Regions from separate parts of the Homo sapiens genome. Here region 2 is linked to region 1. A link is a loop called in an ENCODE intact Hi-C map of the cell type or tissue named here. Cell type or tissue: heart left ventricle. All regions are shown on one strand.

Region 1 (8,000 bases):
CCAGAATTTCATATATATATGCATATATATAGTCAACATATATATATTCAGCATAATTTTGAGACTCATTTATGTTGTGCATATCAGTAGTTGATTTTATATTGCTGAGTGGTATGTCATGTGTTTATATTGATGGACAACTGGACAGTTTCTAGGTTTTAGCTTTTATGAATGAAGCTGCTATGGGCATTGTTTTACAAGTCTTTCTGTAGACATGCGATAGTTGATATTTAGGGGAGAGCTTGCTGGGTCATAGGGTAGTGCATAATTAGTTTTATAAGAAGCTTTTCAAAAGTGCTTCTATATGAGAGCTTCAGTTGTTCTACATCCTTGCCAACACTTGCTGCTCTCAATCTTTTCATTTTTGGCCATACTGGTGGGTACGTAGGGGATCTCTGTGATTTTACATTGCATTTACCTGATGATCAAGAATGTTAAACACTGTTTTATGTGTTTTTTGGCCACTCCTGTATCTACCTTTGTAATGTGTATGTTCAAAACTTTACTCATTAAAAACATAGGTTGCCTCTTTATTATTGAGTTGTAGGAGTTCTTTAAATATTCTGGAGTCATTGTCAGACCTATGTTTTGTGAATATTTTCTCCCAGTCTGTGGTGTCTTTGAAGGAGCGAAAGTTTGAAATTTTGTCTAATTTGACAGAGTAATATTAATTCTTTCTAAAAATGAATTTATCAAGTTCTTTTTCATTTTTGGTTATTGTTTTTGTGTCTTGTCTAGGAAACTCCTGCCTACCCCTAAACTGGGAATATGTTTTCTTCTAGCAGCTTTTTAGTTTTGGCTTTTACATTTGATTCTATTATCTATCTTAGATTAATTTTTACATAGATATGATATAGAGGTAAATATTCATTAAAAACATCTGGTTGTTCCAATAGCATTTATTGAAAACACTTTTCTTTTCCCTTGCTTTCTTTGGCACCTTTGTAAAAGAATCAAAGAACCATATAAATGAGGTGTTTCTGGGCACCCTATTCTGCTTCCATTGAGTTAGTTGTGTGTCTCGATGTCAGTAACACTGTCTTGACTATTATAATTATATTACACATTTTAAGTCAGGTACTGAAACATCTCTACATTTTCTTTCTTTCTTTCCCCCAAAATTGCTTTGGCTAACTTAGGTTCTTTGTATTTCTCTGTATATTTTAGAATCAGCTTCAATTTAAAAAAAGCCTCTGGGATTATATTTAGGATTATATTTAATCTATAGATCAATTTTAGTAGAACTGACAACATTGAGCATTTAAATTTAGGAATACGGTATTAATGTAGATACATCCATTTATTTAGGTCTCTTAAACTTTCTTTCAGCAACATATGTTTTCTTTGTCTTTTTTTTTTTTTTTTTTTTTTTTTTGAGACAGAGTCTCCCTCTGTCATTCAGGCTGGAGTGGAGTGGCGCAACCTTAGCTCACTGCAACCTCTGCCTCCCTGGTTCAAGCAATTCTCTTGCCTCAGCCTCCCGAGTAGCTGGGATTACAAGTGCCCGCCACCATGCCCAGCTAATTTTTGTATTTTTAGTAGAGATGGGGTTTCACTATGTTGGCCAGGCTGGTCTCAAACTCCTGAACTCAGGTGATCCACTTGCCTTGGCCACCCAAAGTGCTGGGATTACAGGCGTAAGCCAGAGCACCTAGCCAGTTTTCAATATAGAGGTTTTACATGTCTTTTGTCAGTTTACTCCAAAGTATTTAGTGCCTTATGATATCATTTTAAGTGAAATTTTTAAGAAAATACACTTTCCAATTGTCTGGGCTGCAGTATGTAAAAATTACAGCTTTTAGCAGAATATAATTTTATTTTTATTAGAGAACTTCTTTTTTAGAAGCATAGACATTGCAGATTGTATAGGCAGCCATGGATAAAATTTAGTCCTTCAAATAAAATTCTAGCCTGAAGGTTAACAAGAATTGGATGACAGCTGCACATAGCCTGAATTCACATGGCTGGGCTTTTTTTTTTCTGCCTCTAATGCAGTGCACCATTGCAGCCTTTTTTTTTTCCCCCAGTGGACTCCTCCACTATCAACTTTCTTCCCCAGAGGAGTGGTACATTATTTGCTACAATCAATGAACCTACATTGACACATCATTATCACCCAAAGCCCAAATATTTTCTTTATGTTTCGTTTTCTTCAGTTTGAGTATGATATGCCTAAGTGTAGATTTTTTGACACGTTTATCCCTCCTTGGTGTTCTCTGAACTTCTTGGATCTGTGGTTTGGTGTCTGACATTAATTTGGGAATATTTGTCATTTTTGCATCAAATATTTCTTCTGTTCCTTACTCTTTTTCTTCTCTTTGTATTCCCACTGTAACTTATGTACAGTTCTTGGATATTCTGTTCCAGTTTCCACCCCCCACTTTCTCTTTTCAGTTTGGGAAGCTTCTGTTGACATATCCTCAAGCTCAGACGTTCTTTCCTCAGCTGTGTCTAGTCTACTAATGAGTCCATCAAAGGCATTCTTCCTGTTACATGTTTTTTATTTCTAGCATGTCTTTTTGATTCTTTCTTAGAATTTGTATCTCCTTGATTACATTGCCCATGTTTTTTTATTTAATTTTTAATTTTTAATGGGTATATAGTAGGTATATATATTTTTATATATATGCTTTCTATTACATGTTTTTTAATTCTAGCTTGTCTTTCTGATTCTTTCTTAGAATTTCTATCTCCTTAATTACATTGCCCATCTGTTTTTTTTTAAATTTTTAGTTTTTAGTGGGTACATGGTAGGTATATATATTTATGGGGCATATGAGAAATTTCGATACAGGCATACAAGGCATAATAATCACATCAAGGTAAATGGGTATCCATCGTCTCAAGCATTTATTATTTCTTTGCATTATAAACATTCCAATTATACTCTTCTAGTTATTTAAAAATATATAATAAATTATTATTGACTGTAGACACTCTGTTGTGCTACCAAATACTAGATTTTTTTTTTTTTTGAAATAGAGTCTTGCTCTGTCGCCCAGGCTGGAGTGCAGTGGTGTGATCTTGGCTCACTGCAACTTCTGCCTCACGGGTTCAAGTGATTCTCCTGCCTCAGCCTCCTGAGTAGCTGGGATTACAGGCATGCATCAACATGCTCAGGTAATTTTTGTATTTTTAGTAGAGATGGGGTTTTGCCATGTTGTCCAGGCTGGTCTCGAACTTCCAACCTCAAGGTATCCACCCACCTTGGCCTCTCAAACTGCTGGAATTATAGGTGTGAGCCACCACGCCTAGCCCCAAATACTAGATCTTATTTCTTCTATCTAACTTTTTTTTTGTACGCATTAGTCATCCCCACTTTCTTCCCCTCCACTGTGCCTAGGCTCTGGTAACCATCATTCTACTCTCTGTCTTCATGAGTTCAATTGTTTTAATTTTTAGCTTCTACAAATGAATGAGAACATGTGACATTTGTCTTTCTGTGCCTGGCTTATTTCACTTAACATAAAGACCTCCAGTTCCATCCATGTTGTGGCAAGTGGCAGCATCTTGTTCCTTTTTATGGCTGAATAGTGCTCCATTGTGTATATGTAACCACATTTTCTTTATCCATTCATCTGTTGATAGACACTTATGTTGCTTCCAAATCTTGGCTGTTATGAATAGTGCTGCAAAACATGGGAGTGCAGATATTGCTTTGATATATTGATTTCCTTTTTTGGGGTATATACTTAGCAGTGAATTGCTGGATTATATGATAGCCCTATTTTTAGCTTTATGAGGAACCTCCAAACTGTTCTCCATAGTGGTTGTACTAATTTACATTCCCCCAAACAGTGTACAAGGATTCCCTTTTTTCCACATCCTCGCCAACATTTGTTATTGCTTTTGGATATAAGCCATTTTAACTGAGGTGAGATGATACCTCTTTGTAGTTTTGATTTGCATTTCTTTGATGATCTGTGATGTTAAGCACCTTTTCAGATGCCTGTTTGCCATCTGTATGTCTTCTTTGGAGAAATGTCTGTTCAGATCCTTTGCCCATATTTAAGTTGGAGTATTAGAATATTTTCCTGTAGAATTGTTTGAGCTCCTTATATATTCTGGTTATTAATCTCTTGTCAGATGGATAATTTGCAAATATTTTCTCCCATACTGTGGGTTGTCTCTTTTCTTTGTTGATTGTTTCTTCTTCTTCTTCTTCTTTTTTTTTTTTTTTTTTTTTTGAGACAGAATCTTACTCCATTACCCAGGCTGGAGGGTAGTGGCATAATCTTGGCTTACTGCCACCTCCGCCTCCCGGATTCAAGCGATTCTCGGGCCTCAGCCACCTGAATAGCTGGAATTACAGGTGCACACCACCACACCTGGCTAATTTTTGTATTTTTAATAGAGACAGGGTTTCACCATATTGGCCAGGCTGGTCTTGAACTCCTGACCTCAGGTGATCTGCCCATTTCAGCCTCCTAAAGTGCTGGGATTACAGTTGCGAGGCACCATGCCTAGTCTGTTGTTTCCTTTGCTATGCAGAAACTTTTTAACTTGATGTGATCCCATTTGTCTGTTTTTGCTTTGGTCGCCTGTGCTTGTGGGGTATACTCAAGAAATCTTTGCCCAGATCAATGTCCTGGAGAGTTTCCTCATTGTTTTCTTTTAGTAGTTTCATAGATTGAGGTCTTCTGCATATGGATATCCACTTACCCATCTGTTCTTACATGTTGTCCATTAGAGCCCTTAGCATACTCTTCATAATTATTTTAAATTCCTAGTGTAATAGCTCCAACACCCCTGTCATATCTGAATGTGCTCTGATGCTTGCTCTGTCTTTTCAAACTGTTTTTGCCTGTTAGTGTGCCTTGCACTTTTCTGTTGAAAGCCAGTCATGACATATCTAGTACTACTTCCATTGGGCCAGGCATGGTGGCTCACACCTGTCATCCCAGCACGCCTGACATCCCAGCTGAGGAGGGAGGATCGCTTGAGGCTAGGAGTTCAAGACCAGCCTGGGCAACAGAGTGCGGCCCCGTCTCTACAAAAACAAAACAAAACGAAACACCCCCACCCCCCACTTACACTGGATGTTTCTGCTTCTGGGATTCCACTTCAGTGAGTTGGAATTCTCTGTACCTTCCTCTCTCTCCAGTGCTTGGGAAATGGTTTGCCCCGTGACTTCAAATCTCTGGCAGATCTAAGAAGGGTTGTTGATTTTTCAGCCTGTCCAGGCTTTTTCTTGTTAGGATGGAGTGACAACTTTCAAACTCACTACATGCTGGATCAGAAAACAGAAACCTCTCAGTGTAATTTCAAATTACATTTATCTAATTATAAGTGAAGTTAAACAGATTTTTATATTTTTTATGTGTAAGGTGCCTTTGATTCTATTTTCTCTTAACTTTAGCCATTCATATCTTCTGCCAATTTAAAAACTGAATTGTTAGCTTTTTCCTTCTTGCTTTTTAAGAACTCTTCATGTCCTGGGGAGATTAGCTCTTCGTCTGTGAAATGGGGTGTGTGTCCCCCCATTTTGCCACTTGTCTTTTGACTCTGCTTACAGTATGTTTTCAACGTACAAAAACTTTTACTTTTAAGAAGTCAATTTATCAACATTTACATGGTTTCTGGGCTGGGTGCAGTGACTCATGCTTATAATCCCAGCACTTTGGGAGGCTGAGGCGGGTGGATCACTTTTAGCTTAGGAATTTGAGACAAGCCTGGGCAACATGGTGAAACCCCATCTCTACAAAAAATACAAAAATTAGGTGGGCGTTGGTGGTTTGCACCTGTAGTCCCAGCTACTCAGGAGGCTGAGGCTGGAGAATCACTTGAGCCTGGGAAGCGGAAGTTGGAGCGAGCCAAGATCTCACCACTGCACTCCAGCCTGGGCGAAAGAGTGGGAACCCATCTTGAAACAAACAAACAAACAACAAACAAAAAATGGTTTCTGGGTCCTGAGTCAGGCATGAATTCTAAAAGAGTTTGGAAATGCATAATGATAAAGAGGAATTATTTTATTATTATTATTTAAAACACCGTTTGCCATAATTGCTCTGTCTCCCAAGGGAGTGGCATACTTTCCCTCCAGAGCAGAGTTTTTGGCAACCCCTCCTTGCCCCTACTAATGAATCATTTAATGTGAAAAGAGAGCCCTCAGAGGAACAACATAATGAGAAAAGACACAATTTACTCTGCACAATGATAAAGAATGTGTAAGTTTCAAGGAGTACCTCCCTTAGGGCTTCAAGGGAGGAGTGGAGGGAGAGGAGGAGCAATGAGCAGTGTCGTGGGGCCAGCTGCAGAGGAGGGGCCCCGTGGAAAATCCCGGGGTGGGGCACTAAAAGGCAGGGACGTGTGACTGACTTCCAGTTTTAGGTCATGTGCTACTCTGTGCTACAGGATAACTTTCTGCATTATTCCCAAACCATCATTAAATATGCACTGGCACAGCAAACAAGAAGAAAATGGGATGAGGTATGGTCAAGAAAGCAGAAGAGGACAAATGTGGTGGCTCACCCTGTATTCCCAGCATTTTGGGAGGCCGAGGCTGGAAGATCAATTGAACCCAGGAGTCAGACACCAGCCTGGGCAACATAAAGAGAACCGGTCTCTACAAAGCTATAAAGAAAAGTTAGCTGGAGGTGGTAGTGTATGACTGTAGTCCCCGTTACTCGGGAGGCTGAGGCAGGAGGATTCCTTGAGCCAGGGGATGGGGGATGGGGTTCGAGGCAGCAGTGTGCTGTGATTGTGCCACTTCACTCCAGAAAGAAATAAAGCAGAAGAAAGCTAAAGTGGATTTCTAGCAAGGAAGATAAGAAAGTGCAGTTTGGGTCTGACTCAGGAGTAATTGTGAGACAATTCCTTTCCCCCAAATAGCCCAGAGCAGTGGTTTGCCACCTTAGCTGCACAAGAGAATCACCCAGGGGAGCACTTTGGAACCACAGAAGCCTAGGATTTCACCAGGCCAATTAAATTCAATGCTCTTTGGGTGTGGCCCAGGCATCAGGAGAGTTTTGAAAGTTCCCGGGTTATTCCAATGTACAGCCACAATTGAAAACCACTGTCTAGATCAGTGCTTCTCCAACTTTAACGTGCAAACAAATCACTGAAGGATACTGTTTAAATGCAAATTATGATTTAGTAGTAGGCAGGCCCGATATTTTGCATTTTTAACAAACTTCCAGGTGATGCTGGTCTGATGACCACATTTTGAGTAGCAAGGGATAGAGGTAGCTGACATGTGGGTTCCACATATTGTCAAATTGGCGTCCAGAAGGTTCTAATTTACACTTGTAGAGATTGCTACTTGTCCTTCTGTATCTATCCTCCCTTCTCTCCTGGTAATAGAACTGCCTATTTTCAGTTACCCGCTTGGCTAGACAAACATTTTTAGCTTTCTTTAAAGCTGCATGGCCACGGGACTGAGCTGGGCCTCCTGGGGTGCAAGCGGAAGTTGCATCCTCAAGGAAGAAAGAGTGGCCTTTCCTCTCCCCTTCCCTCTTCCTGCTGGCTCAAATGCAGTCCTGGTGGTGTTGCTTGGGAGGCTGTCTTGAATCACAAAATAGAAGTTATATGCTGAAGGTGGCGGCAGCAGAGAGAAGTGTGTTCGGAATTGGTTCCTTCTGGTGGGTTCTTGGTCTCGTTGACTTCAGGAGTGAAGCCGCAGACCTCTGCGGTGAGTGTTACAGCTCATAAAGGTAGTGTGGACCCAAAGAGTGAGCAGCAGCAAGATTTATTGTGAAGAGCAAAAGAACAAAGCTTCCATAGCATGGAAGGGGACCCAAGTGGGTTGCTGCTGCTGGCTCGGGTGGCCAGCTTTTATTCCCTTATTTGGCCCCGCCCACATCCTGCTGATTGATCTATTTTACAGAGTGATTATTGATGCATTTACAGTGCTTTAGCTAGACACAGAATGCTGATTGGTGCGTTTTTACAGAGTGCTGATTGGTGTGTTTACAAACCTTTAGCTAGACAGAAAAGTTCTCCAAGTCCCCTGACCCAGAAGCCCTGCTGGCTTCACCTCTCAATCCCCCCTCTAAGCAGGA
Region 2 (8,000 bases), 460 kb after region 1:
AGCAAGACTCAGGAACTGAGCAGCCCACAGTAGCTTTTTATGTAACCAGCCCACCTTCTCTGCAGGAGATGAGCAGAGTCAAAAGATCTGTTTTCCTTCCCATTTCCTCCTGCAGTTCACTCTTCACAGTGGGTGACTGGGCAAAGGGTCACTCACCACCAAGCCACAGGTTTCTCCTATTTTCTCCTGGGCCCCTGGCCACTCCTATCTTCTGCTTCTGTCTTTGGTTCAACCCCTTGGGCTGTCTGTGTTTCATGGCGCCAGGCAATTTATCTCTTTTGTCCTTCCTAAGGTGAAGGTAACAATTATACATCTTTAATCAAGGCTGGGGACTGACTCAATATTTTTCTGACAGGAATACTGCTCTTCCAGCAGACCGAGTCATTTAGGTATTTCTCAAATGTTCACTGCACACAAGACATTGCGCTAGAGGGACAGAGCCCTTATGGAGATCGAAGCAATGGCTCCTTCATCTCCATGAGGGCTCAGGGGTCTGGGCTGAACTGAGGACTGGCCCATGAAGACAAGCTGAGGATGCACTCCATGAAGCTGTTTACAGTGGGATTTCAGACCCACCATGTTACGGAGTGTCTGAGAGGAAGGCCGAGAGGGCGTGTCTGCTTCTTGCCTCTCTGGAGCAGTAAATGACCCATCCATCTACCCAGTTACTGAAGCCAGACACCAGGAAGTCAATCATGATTCCCCCTCTCCACCACTACCCCTGTCCACACCTAATCAGTCCACAAGTCTTTTTGAGCTTATTTCTAAAACATATCTCACAAGTACCTTCTTACCTTATTCCTACTGTTGCCACCTTGGTCCAGGCCACCTCCATTTACTGCTTGGACCTGTGTATCAGCCTCCTTCCTGGTCTCCCACTTCCATTCTTAAGCCACTCCAATCTATTCTGGACTCAGCAATAGAGATCATCTTAAAAGGGAGTCCAGATCAGTGCAAGGCATTGCTTAAGATGCTTCAAGGGCTTCTTAACTAGGTTAAAATCCTATCCCTTCACTTTGGTCTGCAAGAGCCTATCTGATTTAATCCCTGCCCACATCACCAACACTTGGCTCCGGCCAAAATGGTCTTGGTTTCAGTTCCTCAAAAAAGCCAAGCTCTCTCCTGTTTTTGCTCATCTGGACCCTCAGCCTGGAAGGTGCTTTCCTCCACACTTCACATACCTACCTCCTTCCCATCACGTAGCCTTAATCAGTGGTTCTCAATCTAGGGTGGCCACTGGAACCACCTGGAGGGCTCATTAAACACAGACTGCTGGGGGAGTCTCTGATGAATCAGACTGAAGTGGGTCTGGGATAGGGTCTGAGAATCTGCATTTCTAGCAGGTTCTCAGGCAATGCTGTTGGTGTTGGTCCAAGGACCACAGTCTTCTCTGGCCACGCCATTCAAAATATGGTGCCCACTCCTAGTAGATTCTGTCTCTGTTTCTTTTTGTTGACTTCACAGCACTTCTTACGCTTGAGACCACGTTGCTTTGTTTACTCTTCTGTTTTGCTTTTACATGTCTTCTCTGCTAGAAACTTCCATGAGGTCAGAACCATGTTTCTCTGGCACAGAATTACGTCCCCAGTGACTGCTGCAGAGCCTGGCATACAGCAGGCACTCAATAGATGTTTACTGAAGAATGATTAAATGAAGGGGGGTTTAAAGGCCAAAGCAAGGGACTCTGAAGTCAAAGACCTCTATGTGGAAGTCAGGAAGTGGATTAGAGAAGGATCTGGCAAGGAAGCAGGAAGCAGGGAGGATGGTCTGGGCACCAGCAGGATGTCCCCAGACGGAGGGGGCATGACTGATGAACAGGTGCATCCCACGCAAACCCATGCCAGGGAGGTGTTCAGCATCTCTGAGGCCTGCATCTACTCCTGAGGGCAGCCACTGGGCTCAGTGTGGAACATGCATCCTGAGAAGAGGCTTCCAGAGGATCCAGGCAGATTTGAAAGGAATCAGTCAAAGAAGCCATCAGAGGCCCTTTAATGTTCTGTTTGGTAACCTCTTAGTGATCTTTCTCTGTACCCAGGGGCCAAACACAGCACGTGGCCACGGGAGGTGGGAGAGAGATGGAGCTGGTGATGGAAGCACTGGTGGCATTTTAGTAAATGCCTCCAAGAGCAAGCGGGGCGGGGAGACGAGCACAGTGAAAGAAGACACTAATGAATCTTATCCAGCTGTGCAGCTTTAAGTGATTAATGCCCAGCACAGAGCAAACGTTTGATTAATAAGGCAGCACCTCCATATCATCACTCTAACCTTCTGAGGCTCCCAGGTAAAAGTGGCTCTTATGAAAGGGACGGGATACATTCAAGTAAAGTTCAAAGAAAAAAGAAATCACTCTAGACTCAGTTATGAAAATGAATGGATGGGAAGCGGGAATTGTAATGATGCTTTTTCAAAAAAGGGGGAAAAAACTGAATACATTCTTTTCCATCACAGAGTCTCAAGAGAGGTCCACTTACATAAGAGAAATTCTACTGGTGTGTGAATAGCTGGGAAGGAAAAAAAAATACACAGAGAGCAGAGGAGGAAGAGAGCAGTATCATCTCCTGGAGGAGACAGACCTCTTTGTTATTCCCAAAGCATTTCTTAGGTGACCCACTGGAGAGTGAAAGACTCTCAAGACATTTCAATATAATGAGGTCAATGTGCCAAATAATGGAAGTCACTACTCTTTTTTTTTTTTTTTTTTTTTTTTTGAGATGGAGTCTCGCTCTGTCGCCCCAGCTAAAGTACAGTGGCGCGATCTCGGCTCAGGGCAAGCTCCCGGGTTCACGCCATTCTCCTGCCTCAGCCTCCCGAGTAGCTGGGACTACAGGCACCCGCCACCACGCCCGGCTAATTTTTTTGTATTTTCAGTAGAGATGGGGTTTCACCATGTTAGCCAGGATGATATCGATCTCCTGACATCGTGGATCCACCCACCTCAGTCTCCCAAAATGCTGGGATTACAGGTATGAGCCACCGTGCCTCTCTTGACATACTACTCTTGAACGTACTACTCTCTTGACATAAAGATGGACATCACACAAGAGCCCCTAATTAGCTATGCAAATATTTTAGGTCTGCAGCTGAAGTCTAAAAGCCCCAATTTTTACAACCTGTCAGACATATGTGTTTATTACGCAAGTATGTTAAATTCAAAGTAATTAAACTAGACAGAATAGATAAGCAATATTTTAAAAGGTGAACTATCCCTATCATTTACAGAAAATGACTGTCAAAAATTTTGGTGCATATCCTTTTAAAGGTTTTTCTAAGCATGGTTGTAATATAATATTGTATATATTGTTTTTTAATCTTCTTAGTGTAACAATACTTTTTATATGTAAATAATGATGCTTATACACCATCATCTTTAAGGACAACTCGGTTTTTTATTTATTTAGCTGTTCCCCTACTGTTGAACATGTAACAGTCTTAGCCATATAAAATGAATCCATTGAGAATCTGGCAACTTAAAGGTGTATGTGTTTTGCATGTTGCTGAATGAATGAGTAGATTTCACTCTTCCCTGCTCCAGTTCTGGTACAGTGTATGGGTATGTTTTGTGTGTGTGTGTGTGTGTGTGTGTGTGTGTGTGTGTGTGTGTGTGTGTGTGTGTGTATTAGTCATTTCAGTAGGAACTTTGGAAGAAGGGGAATTAAATGTTTCAATACAAAATTACTATCTTTATTCAGAAGCTAATTATCTTGTAGTAAAAATTAAAATGCTGGTTTTTACTTTCAACTCCATGCCTACAACTTGGACCCTTGCTCTGATTCCTAGGCAGGATTTCCAAATTCACTGTTGTTGCTCAGAAGAGCATCTACATACAAGTTCCTGAGGGGCAAGAGTTCTTCATGATCTGGACAGCAGACCCCACACAGCAGGATCTCACAGAGCCTCAAGCACTTGCTTCATCTTCACAGCAATGCTGCAGCCCAGGTGCACCTTCCTCATTCACAGGTGAGGAATTGGAGGTTTGGAAAGTAAGGGAATTAATGGGGGTCACAGAACCAGAAGTATCAGAATTAGGGTTCTGGCCAAATGTTTAGGTCACCTTCCAGTGCATCACAGATGTCCCTTGAGGCAGGGGTGTGGGGGAAGCAGGGACAGGAGGGGAGGTTTTGGAAGGCTGTCAGCCTGATTCCCACCCAGGGGCACTGCTGACAAATGAATGGTCAATGTGATGGGAGACTGCAGTGGGTTTGGGTTTCTGCTAGCAGCAAGCAGGGTAATCTGTTCTTGGATCCTCCCCCACAAGCACAACATAGGAGTTCAAAAATGCTAGCAACTCCTTTATTTGGTGCAGGAGAACAAGGCCAATCTCAGCTGGGGTGCCTGTCAAAGAGGACCTTCAGAAGCCTAGCAAAGGGTGCCTGCATTTTTTCTCAGAAGGTGAGTCCAAGGTTTTATTAATAGGCTGGGCAACTTCTGGCCTGATTTTACTGGATGCACATAACTTTTAAGATCTTTTAGGACAGTTTCTACAAGAAAATGGTCTCCTCGGTCCACTGTCTTCGCAACTCATGAGATGTCTGCTCAAAATGCAGATTCTTAAATTCTGTCCTAATCACATTAAATTAGGAATTCTGGAGATGGTTCCCAATATTTGATGTTTTTACAAGCGTACCAGGTGAGACATGTTCCTGTATCCCAAAAGCTTGAGAAGCATTCAGTGAGCCATTCATCCCACAACCCGTGACCCTGAAGTTGTAACAAAGCTAAATTCTCAAAGTATACCAAGATATCAGGACTATCAGCTCCCATTTCTACAGAGTTTTATGGCACACAAAAGGGGCTCTCTCATGCCTCACACGTTGTATCTTATGAGCCTCAGAATAGCTCATCACCTCCCTCTACATGGCGGAAGGCATCAGACTCCAGGAGGTCAAGGGACTTTAGTCTAAGGTCGAGTAGCTCCTAACTGGTCACACCAGGAAATAAACCCTCCTCTCAGCTCAAATCTTTTTTTCCTATACTATCTGCTTCTACACTACATTTTCTCTACAGCTGCTTCTTTTTCTACCCTATCTCATCTCCCTTCATACTCACCACTATAACCCTTGGCTCCCATTCGCCAAAAGATACAGAATCTATTTTCAAGCACAAATTCCGAAGTAAAGGTATTTGGATAAACCACACACTGAACAGGTGTAAAACCTTCCTTTATGAAAACATCCACCAGATAAATTATTTAGACTTGTCATAGAAAAATGGTCCAATTCTGCATTATTTCAGTACAATAATCTGATTTCTGAATATCTTGGAGTATGTAAGTATCAAATAAATATGAGTGTTCTCTGTAACATCTTGGAAACACATGTACATCTTTTTATTCATCCTAAATCTGTCAAAGGTAGGGTGCCAGGAAACTCAGAGTCTTTTCCATATGTAAGGATCCAAATCACTTCTTGCTGTCCCTTGCTACTTCCCCAGGGTCCCAAAGTCTACCCTATTCGTGACCTTAATCCTTTATTCAGGCTGTTGCCTCATCTTTAAATTCCTTCCCTGACACCCTCTAGCCCATTCCTATCCAAAATGGGTGGTAAATTCTTGATATCTTTCAAAGTCCAGTTCAGATATCTCCATTCTTGTTCTTTGTAGGATCCCAGCTCCCTACTCACCCAAGAGGATAAACTGTTCTCACTTCTCTTTTTCAGTATAATGCTAACTCAACAGGGCTACTGGATTCCATGTCTCTCTCCTCTGCTAGACCACTCGATGCTTTAGAAGATCCCTTTTTCATGTTTAGATCTCTAGGTCTTAACACAGTGTCGTGATGCAAAGTAGGTGTCCACCTCAAATTTATTTATCTCAATACCTGTTCCCTTTCTGAGAGCCTTTTCTTGTCTAGGGTGTCCTGAAGGCTACATATATTTCTTGGAGGCTGAATAGGTGTACTTCTTGCTTCTGCTTTCTGCTTCCAGACCACTATCCTTTCCACTTGCTAACCTCCTGCCCAGTTCCTTTGAGGTGCCTGCCATGGGACTACAGCCTTCCTTATGTTATTTATTCTGCTTTTGGTCATGCCACAATCCATTGATGATTTTCTTATCCTTCTCTTGGTCAGGGCAGAATCTATAATTCCCTTCAAATTCTGCATATGCCTTCTTGTCTTTTTTGAAATAAAATAATTAAGTCAGAAACTTTCAAAACAAGGCCTTGTTCTCTTCTACATCCAAGAAGTAATTTCAGACCCAAATGCCATCTGATCAATCATCATGTTATATGTTTGTAAAGGACAATTCCAAAATAGGCTAGACTGCATATAAAAAAAAGGTCACTTTATTCAACAAGTTTTATTTTATAGCTCAAAAATGCACCCAGGCGTACAAGAAAACTAATTAGACTTGAAGACTACCAAGTGATGCCATCTTGTGACAGCTTATAGTGACAAAGCTTCTTAGCAGTTGTGAAAAAGACTTTCATAAAAAATATGTTGTTCCTATATAAAAATCATCGATCGGGCAATTTTTTAAATGACTACTTTGAAATGGGAAGAGTGAGAAAGTGGAACTTAATGAGTAAATAATCAGTAGCCTACAGGTTTGATTACAACGCCGGAAAAAATGGCAAGAAATCATGAGCCAAGGAAAGCACGTGTTGATTGCCCTTTCCCAATAACTACTCTTCTGGTAGCCTGTTTCCCAAGTCCAAAATGCTCAGTGGCGAGCAAAGAAAAATATCATTTCCAAGTTATGTTCCATGGTAATGTTGTCGATTTCCCACAAACTGTGATCTCCCCAAGAGATAGCCAAAGCTATTTAAGGGCTGTCAGCCTTGTTTCTGTGGAGAGGATGGCACCAGCTCTTTTCCAATGTAAATATGAAGTGCTCTCCATGAAAACAGTATTTGTGGAAGCATTCAACCAACTTAGTAATTCTGAAATACATTCAGGCAAAGACCCCAGTCGCTGAGTGGTGATTTCCTAATCTAGAAAGTAATGAACAAATGAAGGAGTATGGCTCCTGGAAAGCTTGAAGTTGCCTTTGACAGGATTGAGGCAAAGCCTTGCAGCTCTGCAGCCCCTACTGGACCACTGCTCCTCCTTTCTGCTTCCAGACCACCGCCCTTTTTACTCCCTAACTCCCTGCCCAGTTCCTTTGAGGTGCCTGACATTATACTATCCACTATCCCTCTTTATGACACTTACTCTCCACCTGGTCATGCCACAATTCATTGACGATTTTCTTACCCTTCCCTCTCTTTATCATCATTCTTAGTAACTTCAATATCCTCACAGATGATCTACCCAATACCTAGCTTCTCAGTTCCACAACCCTCCTCAACCCAAAGGTCTTGTCCTTTATAATCTCCTAAAGCAGCTTTTGCTGTGACTGTAGCCTAAGCTTTGTCATTGAAAATACAGAACCATTGCTGAAGTCGTAAGTTTACAAGCACCATCTTGTGTCTTTCCAATTCACTCTCTCTAGTATGCCCATTCTGTGGAGTCCTGACAAGATAAGTAAACAACAAGGAAGATGCCCCAAGTGTGGAGAGAACAATTGTTCTGAGAGAAGGCTAACCACCAACAACCTGCTGACACAACATCCTGTTCCCAAATACCTCGCTTTGCATGTAGCCCCAGCAGCACAAGCTTATCTGTAGGTAGCCCCTCCGGCACCACCCTGTAAAACTTCCCTCCAGATCCTGTCTCTTTGCAGACAGCTCCTTCTCTGCTGTGCTGCCCATTGCTTTCTTTAACTTACTACTGTCTTTGTAAATTATTTTACCACCCACAATGCTGGCTCCAATCAGTTGCAACCTGCAACACATTCCAAAAGTTCTCTGATCCTGCTGTGACTCTTAACATTGCCACCTTTTCCTTGTCCATCACCCCATTCATGGCTTCACTTTCCTCATTACCTAACTTCTATTCCATTATAATTATAATCTCTCCTTTTGTATTCATGAATACATCCCCAGTACCTCTTCTCTCTATCATATTTGCTTAGCAAAACCAACCTAGCTTAAATCCTATTCTCTGCCTCCTCCACCCACCTGAA

The links. A loop is a pair of places that touch in the nucleus more often than their neighbours do. Peaks named below come from ENCODE experiments on the same cell type or tissue, not always from the same donor. Only the 100,000 strongest peaks of a DNase experiment are listed, where the experiment ranks them.
Region 2: a loop joins it to region 1, with 2.6 times the contacts of the local background. A loop is called at or near these places in 19 of 110 quality-filtered maps.

What each region holds. Positions count from the first base shown.
Region 1 is chr7:36,491,714-36,499,713 of GRCh38, forward strand. No RefSeq gene overlaps it. Among named protein-coding and RNA genes, the nearest start is that of AOAH-IT1, 100 kb to the right of the region's middle. In heart left ventricle, no CTCF peak of the experiment used is centred here; no DNase peak of the experiment used is centred here; H3K27me3 peaks cover 1,313 bases.
Region 2 is chr7:36,950,282-36,958,281 of GRCh38, forward strand. All of the region lies in intron 16 of ELMO1 (engulfment and cell motility 1), which reads right to left. Among named protein-coding and RNA genes, the nearest start is that of MIR1200, 35 kb to the left of the region's middle. RefSeq lists enhancers at 845-894, 1,005-1,234. In heart left ventricle, no CTCF peak of the experiment used is centred here; no DNase peak of the experiment used is centred here.